Regions from separate parts of the Homo sapiens genome. Here regions 2, 3 and 4 are each linked to region 1. The links are chromatin contacts, found by Hi-C or POLR2A ChIA-PET in ENCODE. All regions are on one chromosome and are shown on one strand. Each heading gives the region's core, a stretch centred on a gene start or an enhancer-like site at or near the end of the contact. The rest is flanking DNA. Distances are from core to core; before and after follow the strand shown.

Region 1 (2,773 bases), core at 157-2,656:
GAGACGTGAGCCACACTGCTTCAAAGGGATTTAAGAGAGTTGTCCCAAGGCAGGCGGTCAACTGCGCGCGCCACCGTAGAGAGACCACCCGGAGGGAAGGCCCGCGGCTGCTACAACTTCAGGAACCTGGAAAAGGGCCACCCCTGCTACGCGCCAGGCATCAGAAAAGCGGTGATGAGGGGCATGGGGGTGACCGGGAAGGGAGGGACAAGCAGAGAGACCTGCGGCTCGCTCCGGCGGAGACGGACCGGGGGCCCAGGGCGGCTGGGTTACTGGCTCCGCCACGTCTAGGGAAGGAGGTAGTAGGGAGGGAAAGACTCAAGATACCAAAGACGGGAGGCTCTTTCCTTCCTTCCCAAACCTGCCTACCGCTTCTCTAGGCCCTGGCTGGCTCCAGAGCACTTTATTCTTCTGATTCGTGCGGGCGGGCGGGGAAAGGGGTGGAGGTTGAGCCTGGTCTCCTCCAGGCACTAGCATTTTAGCCATTCTCGAGAAAATGTCTGGAGGTGCCGGAAGGAAGGGAACTGCAAAGGTAGAAGCGCGGGCCCTGCAGAGGCTCCCAGAGGGGAGCAGAGAAGGGAGTGGCTGGAGGCGGAGGCTGTCAGGTGCGGGGTCCCGGCGAAGCCGTGCCCCTCCCAGAACATTGCCCGCCTGGACAGTCCACCCCGACCACGGCTGCGGACAGCGCCCCTCCCTCCGGGTGCACTCACCGCTCGGACTGCGAATAGTTGCACCGGCCCAGCAAGTTGAGTTTGCAGAGATGCAGGTTATCGCAGGGTCTCTGGCAGTACTTGCGACGGCAGACCCGGGCTCGAGTGGTGGCCACCACCGATCGGGTGATCCCGGCCTCGCCGCCGGTCTCCAACACCACAAAGCGGTCGGGCCCGGCCACCTGCAGCACCTCACAGAGCTGCGGCTCAGACAGCGCGATCTCCTGGAGCAGCGCGTCCAGGGCCATGCGGCCCCCGTGGGCGCACAGGATTTTGGTGATGAAGCAGCACACCTCCGGGTCCGCCATGGCGCGCTGGCTGTGCTGGCTCTGCCGCGGCGCGGGACTCGGTTCCGCGGAAATCGGAAATCGAAACTTACAAGTGTCCAGGGGCGGGCGCGGGCGGTGCTACTGCTGGGCGCGCCCGGAGTCAGCGAGGGCGCGCTCTCCGTCGCCGTTAGCCCAGCCCAGCGATCCACTCTCGGCTCTCAGGTCAAGAGGCTAGATCTCACCGACCGGGTCCTAGTGGCAGGTTTACAGCCGGCCGCAAGGGCAACTGGGTGGAAAGAAAGAGAACGCGCGGGCAAATCTGCTGGTGACCGCCTGGGGTGGCCCCCTCTCGGTTCTAGGCTCGGCGAGGGTGAGGTTCTCCAGCCGGGCTCCGCGAGCCTTCTTTAGAAAGAAGAGAAACTAAAAGCGATCTTGGGGCTCTGGCCGGTGTTTTATAAGCCAGCCGACTGAGGCGTGTGACGCAAGTCCTGAGAGCCCTGTTGAGGAGTGCGCACCCCACCCATTCCCGGAAAGAGCAGACCCTAGCGAGCGCTTCCTGCGAGCCGTGCGCTCTGCCTCTGTTGGTAGTGAATCTTCCCAGCAACTCCACATGGTAGATATTATTATCCTCACCCTGAACTTGAGGAAGTAACTTGCACGAACACGCACTGGCATCAAGCGGAGCCCAGATGCCACCGAGTTTCCCCAAATCGCGTCCCCAGGCCCCAGATCGTGGTACCCCAGGCCCCGATGTGCAAGTTTCTCCTCCACCACCGTGCCCTCTTAAAGAACAACGATTGCCACTCTCCCTCGTTTCTGCCTTCTCACGAACTTTTGGACAAACCACTTCTTGACATGGTCTTGCTTACCTAGAATCGCTAACTCGGTGCCCTGAACCACTGCTTGTACCTCAATCACGGTGGACATGCTAAGACATATCCCAAGATTTCAGATCGGTTCCTCCCCGTAGAGATTGGGACAAGAACTTTTCCACCGTGGGGACGTACTTTGACCCCCAGAGTTGACATAAAGATTGTTTTTAAGTGAAAACATTGAGCTACAGAAGATGTAGAAAGAAATCTTAATGAAACTTCCCTTATCTGACTAAAGCAAAACCTCCCGAAAACATGGTGCCATTAAAAGCCTCTCGGAGTATTCAGCTGCCAGGAAGACAGACTGTCCCATTACCATTAGCACCAAAAAACCCAATGGGCTGGGTGCTGTGGCTCAGCCCGTAATCCCAGCGCTTTAGGAAGCCGAGGCAGTGGGAGGATTGCTTGAACCCAGGAGTTCAAGACTAGCCTGGGCAACATAGTGAGCTCTCTTCAATAATAATAATAATAATAATAATAATAATAATAATAATAATAATAAAAACAACCCGGGCATGGTGGTGTGCAGCCGCAGTCCCAGCTACTCGGGAGCCTGAGGTGGGAGGATTGCTTGAGCACGGGAGGAGGCTGCAACGAGCCGGGATTGTGCCACTGCACTCCAGCCTGGGGGATAGCGCTGAGACTTTGTCTCAAAAACACAAAACAACCCAATCAAAACTTCCAAACTCTCCTACTGAAGCCCTAAAACTTTCCTTTTTGTTAAGTTGAGGTATATAAACCTTTACTTTTGAGTTTTCTGTTACTGGAAGCTCCTGCATGCATGTGTAAATAAACTTTGTCTTTTCTCCTATTTATCTGTCTAGTGCCAGTTAATTTTTAGGCCCCCAAAGACAGGACACAAGTTGAAGAGAAAAAAGGTTTTTTTTTCCAACATCTTCAAATAAAATAGATGGGTCATTTG
Region 2 (2,773 bases), core at 157-2,656, 1.9 Mb after region 1:
TCACGAAGAATAACACGGGAGCTTTTCTTACAACGTGCATGTCAATTACATTTTGATTCACATGAAACCATTCTCGGGGAGTACAAGTCACTTTAAGTGTTACCTTTCTTTAAATGTGAACTAAAGAAAACTGTACTCTCATGAAAAAAGTTAACTGGAGCTGAAAATGCTAAGCAAAAACAAATTACTCAAATGTGCTGAGCAAAACAAATTAAGCCCACATGAGAAGAAAATTCCCATATTTTTACTTTGGCATAACAGGGCAAACTTCTTTGATCTTTTTGATAGGTCTGATGCATTTAAAAGATTATTTCAATAAGTGGCTTTGTATTAGGTTTGCCTTTTCTCTTTGAAAGGTAAAGATGAAGTGCAAGAGTTCTTAACCGGGATGTGCTTCAGCGTTTTGAAAACAGTGGAAGTGTACATCTGTATGCCGATATGTGTATGTATGTGTGTGTGTAAATTGTTCTGGGAGAGAGCTTTCTCCAGTTTCCCAAAAACCATTGGTTAGCAGAACGCACCAGCTGCAGAATAAAAAAGCTGGTTGGAATCTCGCCTCTGCCTTTTAATGGCCACGTCGTTTTTGTAATGGTGCTTATTCTCTGCCAGGTTCTCTCATCGACTACACGAGGACAGTCATACTATCTGCGATGTGAAGCTAATATGCAAAATTCACGGCACAGTGCCCACCCTAATAACCATCAGGATCCAAGGAATTCACATACAGTGTACACACGTTGTCATAGAAACAATCTAAACATAAAAACAATCTCAACAGAATGCTTAAAAACAAAAAAACCCGGTACCGATTATTTTACGGAGTCATAGAGGCATCAACGGCACTGAAAATGTATTAGCTGCATTCAGTTCATCAAGAACAATCTTCAACTCCCTCCACCTGACTCGATCATGCCTGACTGTGATGGAAACTGTAGTATTGTCAAGTCAACCGATGTTTGACTCGGGAGCGCATTTCGCAAATATTTTTCTTAAATATCACCTTACCGTATTTTTCTTAAGGTGGTTACAAAATTAATCTGCAGCCCACCACCCAAAGCTACAGTGCCGAAGGCCGTGTGATGAGCAGAGAAACTGAGCCTTCTACTGTTAACCAATATGGAAGAGAGTAATTGCGCCTGAGAGGAAATTACGGCAGCGGAAACGCGGGTATTCTACGTTTAAGAAATCCCCCAACTGAGGCAGAAAAAGGCCAAGTTATTTGTGTGATGCACGTGAACCGCCCGAGCTGGTCACTAATGAAGTGGATTCGCCCTATTCCTGGCGACTCTACAAGGTTGGAGACCCCCGTAGACTTCGCAGCCATCGCCCCTTGCTGCAGACCCCCAAAGTCACCGACAGCCTTACCTAGACCTGACCTTCCTCACCCACGCGCCCTCGTCCCGGAAGGCCCGCCCTCTACCCGGCTCCAAGCTCGCGCAGGCAACTATTACGGGGAGCAGTAGAGAAACGGAAGCTTGGCAGCTAGAGCGGAGCCCTAGTGAACGACCCGGAGTTACTGGCTCCCCCTCCTGAGGCCTCCGAGGTGTACCTGGCGCCTGCGCAGTAAGGCTAGCGCCGCCGCCTGTGCGGAGGACCCGGGGAGGTGGTGGGCTGGGGAGAGTTAGAAAGGTCTGGCTCTCCTGGAAGGGCATGCACGGTTCGGTAGTATGTTTTGGTGGGAATGGCTACAGACCTGCCTCCAAAAGCTCTGAAGCAATGGCGATGCGTGTGCCGTGTGGTCTTTCTGACCGACTTGCGGCGCCATCCCCCTCCCCTTCCATCTATCTGCTCATCTTCTAATAGTTAATTAGGATCCCTAGCTGCAAGCCTTCCTTGCTACTGGGTTAGGAGCGCTTTCCCCCATTGACCCAGGAGCTTCTTCAGGGAGTAGGGGATGGAACGTTTGTCTCCTCAGTAGTTATCTTAGACCTCGCTGGGCAGATAGTAGAAAGCATTGTGAGTATTTCACCCCATACTAAATCTGTTTTCAAGCAAGCCACATCCCATAGGCATTGTATGCAGCACTTACTCAATGTTTGATAGTTTGGGTGAGGAAACTGTACTCGTTTTCTGAGTATCGTTCAAGGCATTTTATAAATATTTCAAAATGTACCCTGGAATTAATATCGGTAGTGAGTTGCCTACCTAGTGGGTATTGTATTTACACCCTCTTTCCTCCTACAGAATTTACTTTTAAGTTAGAATTTGACGTCTAATCAATCTATGCTATAGGATTTGCTTTTATCAAGTTAAGTTTTGACATGTTATCAGCCTTATATGATATAGTAAACAGCCTTATAAAGTTGGGTCTAGTGACTACATTTAAGTTTACAAAGGGGTAATGAGTATCCTATACATGGCTACAGTCCAGAAAAGAAGTCCTAAGGAGCGAAACTCCTGGGAGAAATTTCGTCTTGTCTTTTGTACTTGTTTCTGTGGAGTTGGCTTGTTTTTATGTAATGGCCACTGAATCATATAAACAAGAAGACTTCCTTTACGTGTAAGCTGCTGGTTTAAAGCCAAATTTTAATTGGCTCGAGGCAAGAGCTATATATATGTGTGTGTATATATATATATACACACACATATATATATTTTTTGCATAAACCTTGTTGGCTTCGTTTTGTATATCCTTCCTGTTTTTTCCTTTTCACGTATGAATTATTGGTGTTATCAATGTTTTGTGAATTACTATAAGCTACCATAAATCTTTCTTGAAACATAGCTAGGTATATAGAGTTTCAGGTGACTGTTTAGGTACTTTGCACTATCA
Region 3 (2,773 bases), core at 1-2,500, 1.1 Mb after region 1:
TACTAGGGAGGCTGAGGCAGGAGAATTGCTTGAACCCAGTGGGCAGAGGTTGCAGTGAGCTGAGATCGCACCACTGCACTCCAGCCTGGGTGACAGAGCAAAACTCCATCTCAAAAATAAATAAATAAATAAATAAATTCAAATATTATCCATTGTTTAACTGAAATTCAGATTTACCTGGGCATCCTGTATTTGATTTGCTAAATTAAGCAACCCTCCTCCTGGAGTTATATTTTACAGTTGCTCACTTGATCCTCAGTACTGCCCTATAAGGTAGCTCTCTTATCACCATCATCCCCATTTCACAGGTGAGAAAACTGAGTCACAGAGTTGTCCACAGCCATGCAAGTAGCGCGTCTGTTTCCACAGTCTGTGCTCCTAACCCTCTAAGCTGCTACTAGAGTTTGGGATCCATTAGTCCTCGATCCAGAGTGTGGCTCTACCACTTCTTAGGTGTATGACCTTTGGCAAGTCGCTTAACCTCACTGAGCTTCAGTTTCCCCTTCTGGGAATAATAATAATTCCTGACTTACAGAGTTTTGTGAGTGAGGTAATTGAACAAATAGGAAGTGATTCATACATGGCACTTGGATGATGGTGATGATGATGGTGATGATGATGATGATGGGAAGCCTTGGATCATGTAGAGTCATTGATGAGACTAGAGGAAATGACACGCCTGAGCCACCTCCGTGGCCATTCCCTTGCCTTCACATGCCTGCCTCCACCCTAGTCCTCTCCCTGCTCCCTAAACATAGACACAGGGCTGGCCCCAGGCCCCATGTGTAACAGGCTTCCTGCCTAAAGCCACCAGGAGCCTCAGAGCCCAGAGCTCCTGTTGCTGGTGGCTGGAGTTTACTGCCTGAACTTCTAGTCCAGGTTGCGGACTATGAGCAGTCCAGGACTTTCTCCTTGTCCGACAGCCCCTCCAATCACTGCCCAGGTGTGCCTACATCCTAGTTCTAGCTGCCACCAGGAAAAAATCCAACCCATGGAGCATTTTGCACTCATCTACAACTACGTATGACAAATGGTTTCCCCTCCCTGCTACATAACTCAGCCTGCCCGTGTGCATGCTCTGAACTACTTCAATCTAAGTATCTGCTGAGTAAGATCGAGACAGAAAATATCTGTTGATTAGGTTTTGTTTCTGTCACTTCTTGCCTTCTCAGGGCAAGTCAGTTCTAGAGGTTCATTTCCGGTCCCTCGGCTTCCCACCCTGAAGCCTCCTCCCTGCTCCAGGTCAGTTTAGCAATGGAACACACCCAACAAGCTGCCCCGCCTTCTCACACCTGGGCTAGGGTGTCCAAGGTGCTGGGGAATCTAGCCCTTAGCAAAGATTACCTTATCCCTAGTACCAGGATTATTTCAATGTTTTTTCCTTGTGTTTTGTTTTGTTCTACCATCAATGTTCCACTTAGGTATTAATCCTAGCAAGTAAACTAAAAAGGCCGGGCACAATCTGTAATCCCAGGCTTACGCCTGTAATACCAACACTTTGGGAGGCCAAGGCAGGTGGATCTCTTGAGCCCAGGAGTTTGAGACCAGCCTGGGCAACATGGCAAAACCCCATCTCTACAAAAAATTAGCTGGACATGGTGGCATGCGCTTGTGGTCCAGCTACTGGGAGGCTGAGGCAGGAGAATCACCTAAGCCCAGGAGGTCAAGGCTGCAGTAAGCCATGATCATACCATTGCACTCCAGCCTGAGTGACAGAATGAGACCCTGTCTTAAAAATAAATAGGCTGGGCGCGGTGGCTCACGCCTGTAATCCCAACACTTTGGGAAGCCAAGGCGGGTGGATCACGAGATCAGGAGTTCAAGACCAGCCTGACCAATATGGTGAAACCCCGTCTCTACTAAAAATACAAAAATTAGCATGTTGTGGGCATGTTGGTGGGTGCCTGTAGTCCCAGCTACTCGGGAGGCTGAGGCAGGAGAATAGTGTGAATCTGGGAGGCGGAGGTTGCAGTGAGCCAAGATTGTGCCACTGCACTCCAGCCTGGGCAACAGAGCAAGACTCTGTCTCAGAAATAAATAAATGAACAAATAAATAAATAAATAAACTTTAAAAATGTATGGTCAGTTTTCTCATTGGAACTATGTCTACCTCCTTGGGTGGAAAGAGCTCATTCTTCCATGATCAAGCCCTGACCTTCAAGTAACCCCTTGAGATTCCTGACTCAGTCTGACCTGACTCTTATTTTCTTCCAGGCAGTGATTTCGGCAGCACAGAGACAGCAGAGAAAAAGAGACCAGATTTCTGCTCTCAAGGCGTGAATAATAGTCTTGACCCAGATTCTAACTATGTGGTCACTCCTAGTCTCTTTTTAACTCACTTTCTTATCTTGACTCTTAGAACCAACAACACCTGGCTCTGGACCTCTCACCAAGCTGTGGTTCTATGCTCTCCTGACTTCCAACTCTCCGTTCTTGTCCTTCTCACCTATGTGAGTTTCCAGCCTTCAGACACTCCCTGTCCTAGTGTTGAGTCCTACCTCTGAGACCCTCAGCTGCCCACCCTGCAACACTGACAATGCACAGAGTCCAACCATCTGGCCCTCATAAAATGTCCCAGGCTCCATGCCAAGTTGCGCTACAGATTGCTTGGCCATCAGTTCCCTAGGAAACTGTAGGCTGGACTGGCTGCCAAGTCAATGGAGGGTTTCAGCCATGTGGTTGGCCACCTGGGCAGAAGCCTTGCTGACTGCCTTCTTATCTGGTAGTTCCCCTTCCTGAGCCTTGGTGCCCAACCCTATCTGAATCACCTGGG
Region 4 (2,773 bases), core at 97-2,596, 1.1 Mb after region 1:
CGCCCTTTATTAGCCTCACACTTTGATTACAAAACACACGAGTCGGCGGCCTGGCTGCGGAGGCGGCCCGAGCTCTCAAACGTCAAACCCGGAGCGCGGCGGCGGCTGAATCAGAGGGCAGCGTCCGCCGCCGCCGCCAGCCGGCCCCGCAGCGTCCGCCCGGCCGACTCAAGTTCGCCGGCACCGGCGCCCGGGCACAGCCGCAGGCGGTCCCGGTGTCGCCAGCTTCGAGCGATGGCAACTGCACTCTTTGTAAAGTTTAAGCCGCGGCGCGAGGGCAACGCAGGGGGTCCGGAGAAGCGTTCCCTTCGGGCCGCCGCAACCCACTCCATCTGCCCCAGTCCCGGCGACCCGGGTGTGTGCGGGGGCCCAGGACCGCGACCCGGGTCAACCTGCCGCCCGCCGGGGGCCCGGCCCCAACTTCCCCGGCACCTTTCAAGTCCCCGAGAGCGAGTGCCTCATCTGTTGCTCTGTTTACTCCGCGGAGCCCCGCCGAGCTGGCTGGCGCGGTCGCCTCTCCGGCCCGCCGCTGCCCCCGTCCCACTGGCCCAGGAAGTTTGATAAAGACGGGGAAGGGGGCGCGACAGGGACCCGCGGCGCGGAGGAGACGCGGGGCCGGGGCGACCCCATCGCCGCCCGGAAGGAAGGCAGGCGCGTCGGCCGGCCGGGCAGAGCGGCGGGGCGGCCGGCGACTCCGGCCGGAGCCCCGGGCGCGGCGGGGCGGGGCGGGGCGGCGGCGGCCCGGGCTGGCGAGGGGCTGCGGACCCGGCCGGCGCTCCGCCCGACGCCCCCGCCGCGCCCGCCCGGCCGCGTCCCCTCGCCCCAGGCTCCCCCTGCCAACTTATCCGCCGGCCCTCTTTGTTCGTGTTTGTTGTGGCGACTCTTCGCCCGGGCCAGGCGAGCCCACCGGCTCCCCTCTGGAGCCCGCCCGGCGAACCCGGGGCACCGCGCGCCCCACTGCCCGGCCGGGGGGCTAGGCACCGGGGCCCCCTGAAAGCTGGGCGCGGCGCGGCGGCCCGGCCCGAGGGAGGCGCGGGCGGCCGGCGGCGGCGGCGGTTGGTCGGTGGCCGGCGGTGGCGGCTGCGGGGCTGGAGGGGGTTTATTTACCTGCCGTGGAACCAGTCCTTGCAGATATCGCACTCGATCATGAAGCGGTTCACGTCGTACGGCTGCCGGCACACACAGTACACGGGCGGGGGCGGCGGAGGCGCCGAGGCCCGGCCGGGAGCCGCCACCGACACGGCTGCCGCGGCGGCTCCAGCTGCTGCTCCCGCGGCCACCGCCGCCGCCGCTCCGGCCATCTTTAAAAAACACACACACGCTCGCTCGCTACTCCGCTCGCCGACTGGAGCGAGCGCAGCCGCCAGCCAGCGCCGCCTCCTGCAGCAGCCGCGGCGGCGGCGGCGCCTCAGTGCGCGCGCGCGAGGCCGCGGCGGCTGGCGGAGGGGGAGGAGGCGCGCGCGACGCGCGAGGCCCAGACTCGGCTGCTTCCGGCGCTCGGCGCGGGGCCGTGCGTCTCGCGCACGTCTCTGGCGCCGGCGCGCGCTCCCCGCTCCTCTCCGCGACGGCCGGGCGGAGGGAGCTGTTGAAGGGCACGCAGGCGGCTGCGGGGGCGGAGGGAGCTGAGGCCCCGTGAGGACACGCGCGGTGGTGGCGGTGGCGGCGGGCGCGCGGCCGCAGCCGGAGGAGGACGGCGGGAGCGTGCGAGGAGCTGGCTCGGTTATTTCGGAGCGAGAGCCGAGGCCGGGGGAAGTTCCTGCGGAGTGCTCAAGGGCAGAAGAGGTGCCGCGTCCCGAAGAGGGGAAGCGGAGAAGTTTGCTGCTGCCCGGGTCGCCTCGCGACGCTGAGAGAATCGCCCAGCCCTCCGCAGCCGCCCAGCGAGAACCGGAGCTGCGGCCCCGCACCGGCGTGAGTCCAGCTGAGCTGACACGCCGAGCCGGTTGTGCCTTTCCGAGGGAGGAATGTGCCGTGGAATCCAAACTTTGGAAAACGTCCCACCCGAATTCCCAGCGAGCAGCAAGGAGACCAGAGCGTCGATGGAGCCACCGTTAGTTGCGGGAGGGCTGTCCCCAAGAGGAATTCATCACTGTCGTCCGCTGGGAGGGACCAACCTTGAAATGGGGTTGGTGGAGAGAGGGATAGAGAAGAGCCGGCGTGCTTATAAATAACAAAACTTAGCTATGAACCCTTCCGATTCCCAAGTGGGGAAGATGGGGTAAAATTCTAAGTGACTTCTCGCTCCGAAGAGGGATACCACAAAAAGCGGAGCGCAGGGTACTTGGCGTATAATAAGCCATCAATAATTTATGGGTGAAATTGAGAGCCAAATATAAGATGATAAACTGAAGAATAAAAACAGCTGACAAATACTGTATAGAAAAGATTGCGTTGGAATCATAACTGTGGATTGGAAGTGATGTTAAGGATTATTGGATTGAGTATTTGTAGCTGAATTTCTGCTGGCATTTCTATCAGTGGGGAAAGCCCTCACAGCTCCATAGGTAATTTTTGTTAGGGGAGGAAGAAGTGTTGTTCTGTCACCCACCCCCAGGCAAAGAGTCGCTGATCTAATTCTCCATTTCTTTCTTTCTTTCCTTTCTTTCCTTCCTTCCTTCCTTCCTTCCTTCCTTCCTTCCTTCCTTCCTTCCCTCCCTCCCTTTCCTTTCCTTTCCTTTCCTTTCTTTCCTTTCTTTCTTTGAAACGGAGTTTCGTTCTTGTTGCCCGCGCTGGAGTGCAGTGCAGTGCTGTGATCTCGGCTCATTGCAACTTCCAC

What was found. A loop is a pair of places that touch in the nucleus more often than their neighbours do. ChIA-PET counts read pairs that join two places held with the same protein, here RNA polymerase II (POLR2A). Pooled maps may share reads with other maps.
Region 2: a map with no recorded cell type shows a loop between it and region 1 (12-fold over the local background). The contact joins the promoter of MRPS33 here to the promoter of ZC3HAV1 in region 1. A Hi-C loop is called at or near these places in 1 of 37 single-sample maps with no recorded cell type and 7 of 50 pooled maps. POLR2A ChIA-PET finds 5 or more read pairs at or near these places in 1 of 52 experiments (OCI-LY7).
Region 3: a map with no recorded cell type shows a loop between it and region 1 (4-fold over the local background). The contact joins the enhancer-like site here to the promoter of ZC3HAV1 in region 1. A Hi-C loop is called at or near these places in 1 of 168 maps with a recorded cell type or tissue (naive thymus-derived CD4-positive, alpha-beta T cell), 4 of 37 single-sample maps with no recorded cell type and 5 of 50 pooled maps. POLR2A ChIA-PET finds 5 or more read pairs at or near these places in 1 of 52 experiments (OCI-LY7).
Region 4: a loop to region 1 is called in a map of B cell, with 26 times the contacts of the local background. The contact joins the promoter of KDM7A here to the promoter of ZC3HAV1 in region 1. A Hi-C loop is called at or near these places in 2 of 168 maps with a recorded cell type or tissue (B cell and CD4-positive, alpha-beta memory T cell) and 13 of 50 pooled maps.

Annotation. Positions count from the first base shown.
Region 1 is chr7:139,108,314-139,111,086 of GRCh38, forward strand. It overlaps ZC3HAV1 (zinc finger CCCH-type containing, antiviral 1), which reads right to left and starts at 1,407. Exons shown (of 13, transcript NM_020119.4): 1 at 711-1,407. The coding sequence starts at 1,018. RefSeq lists enhancers at 306-435, 1,016-1,115, 1,060-1,563, 1,356-1,515.
Region 2 is chr7:141,013,546-141,016,318 of GRCh38, forward strand. MRPS33 (mitochondrial ribosomal protein S33) reads right to left here and starts at 1,407. Exons shown (of 3, transcript NM_053035.3): 1 at 1,366-1,407. RefSeq lists enhancers at 1,058-1,703, 1,166-1,215, 1,736-1,935 and a silencer at 1,280-1,588.
Region 3 is chr7:140,211,566-140,214,338 of GRCh38, forward strand. No RefSeq gene overlaps it. Among named protein-coding and RNA genes, the nearest start is that of KDM7A-DT, 36 kb to the left of the region's middle. RefSeq lists enhancers at 1-2,773, 978-1,047. Within about 2 kb of position 1,251, at least 3 of the 41 ENCODE cell types and tissues checked have a DNase peak (open chromatin) inside an H3K27ac peak, as active enhancers do.
Region 4 is chr7:140,175,637-140,178,409 of GRCh38, forward strand. It overlaps KDM7A (lysine demethylase 7A), which reads right to left and starts at 1,347. Exons shown (of 20, transcript NM_030647.2): 1 at 1,108-1,347. The coding sequence starts at 1,301. KDM7A-DT (KDM7A divergent transcript) reads left to right here and starts at 1,625. Exons shown (of 1, transcript NR_024451.1): 1 at 1,625-2,773. RefSeq lists silencers at 76-355, 366-545, 1,186-1,285, 1,326-1,755 and an enhancer at 980-1,903.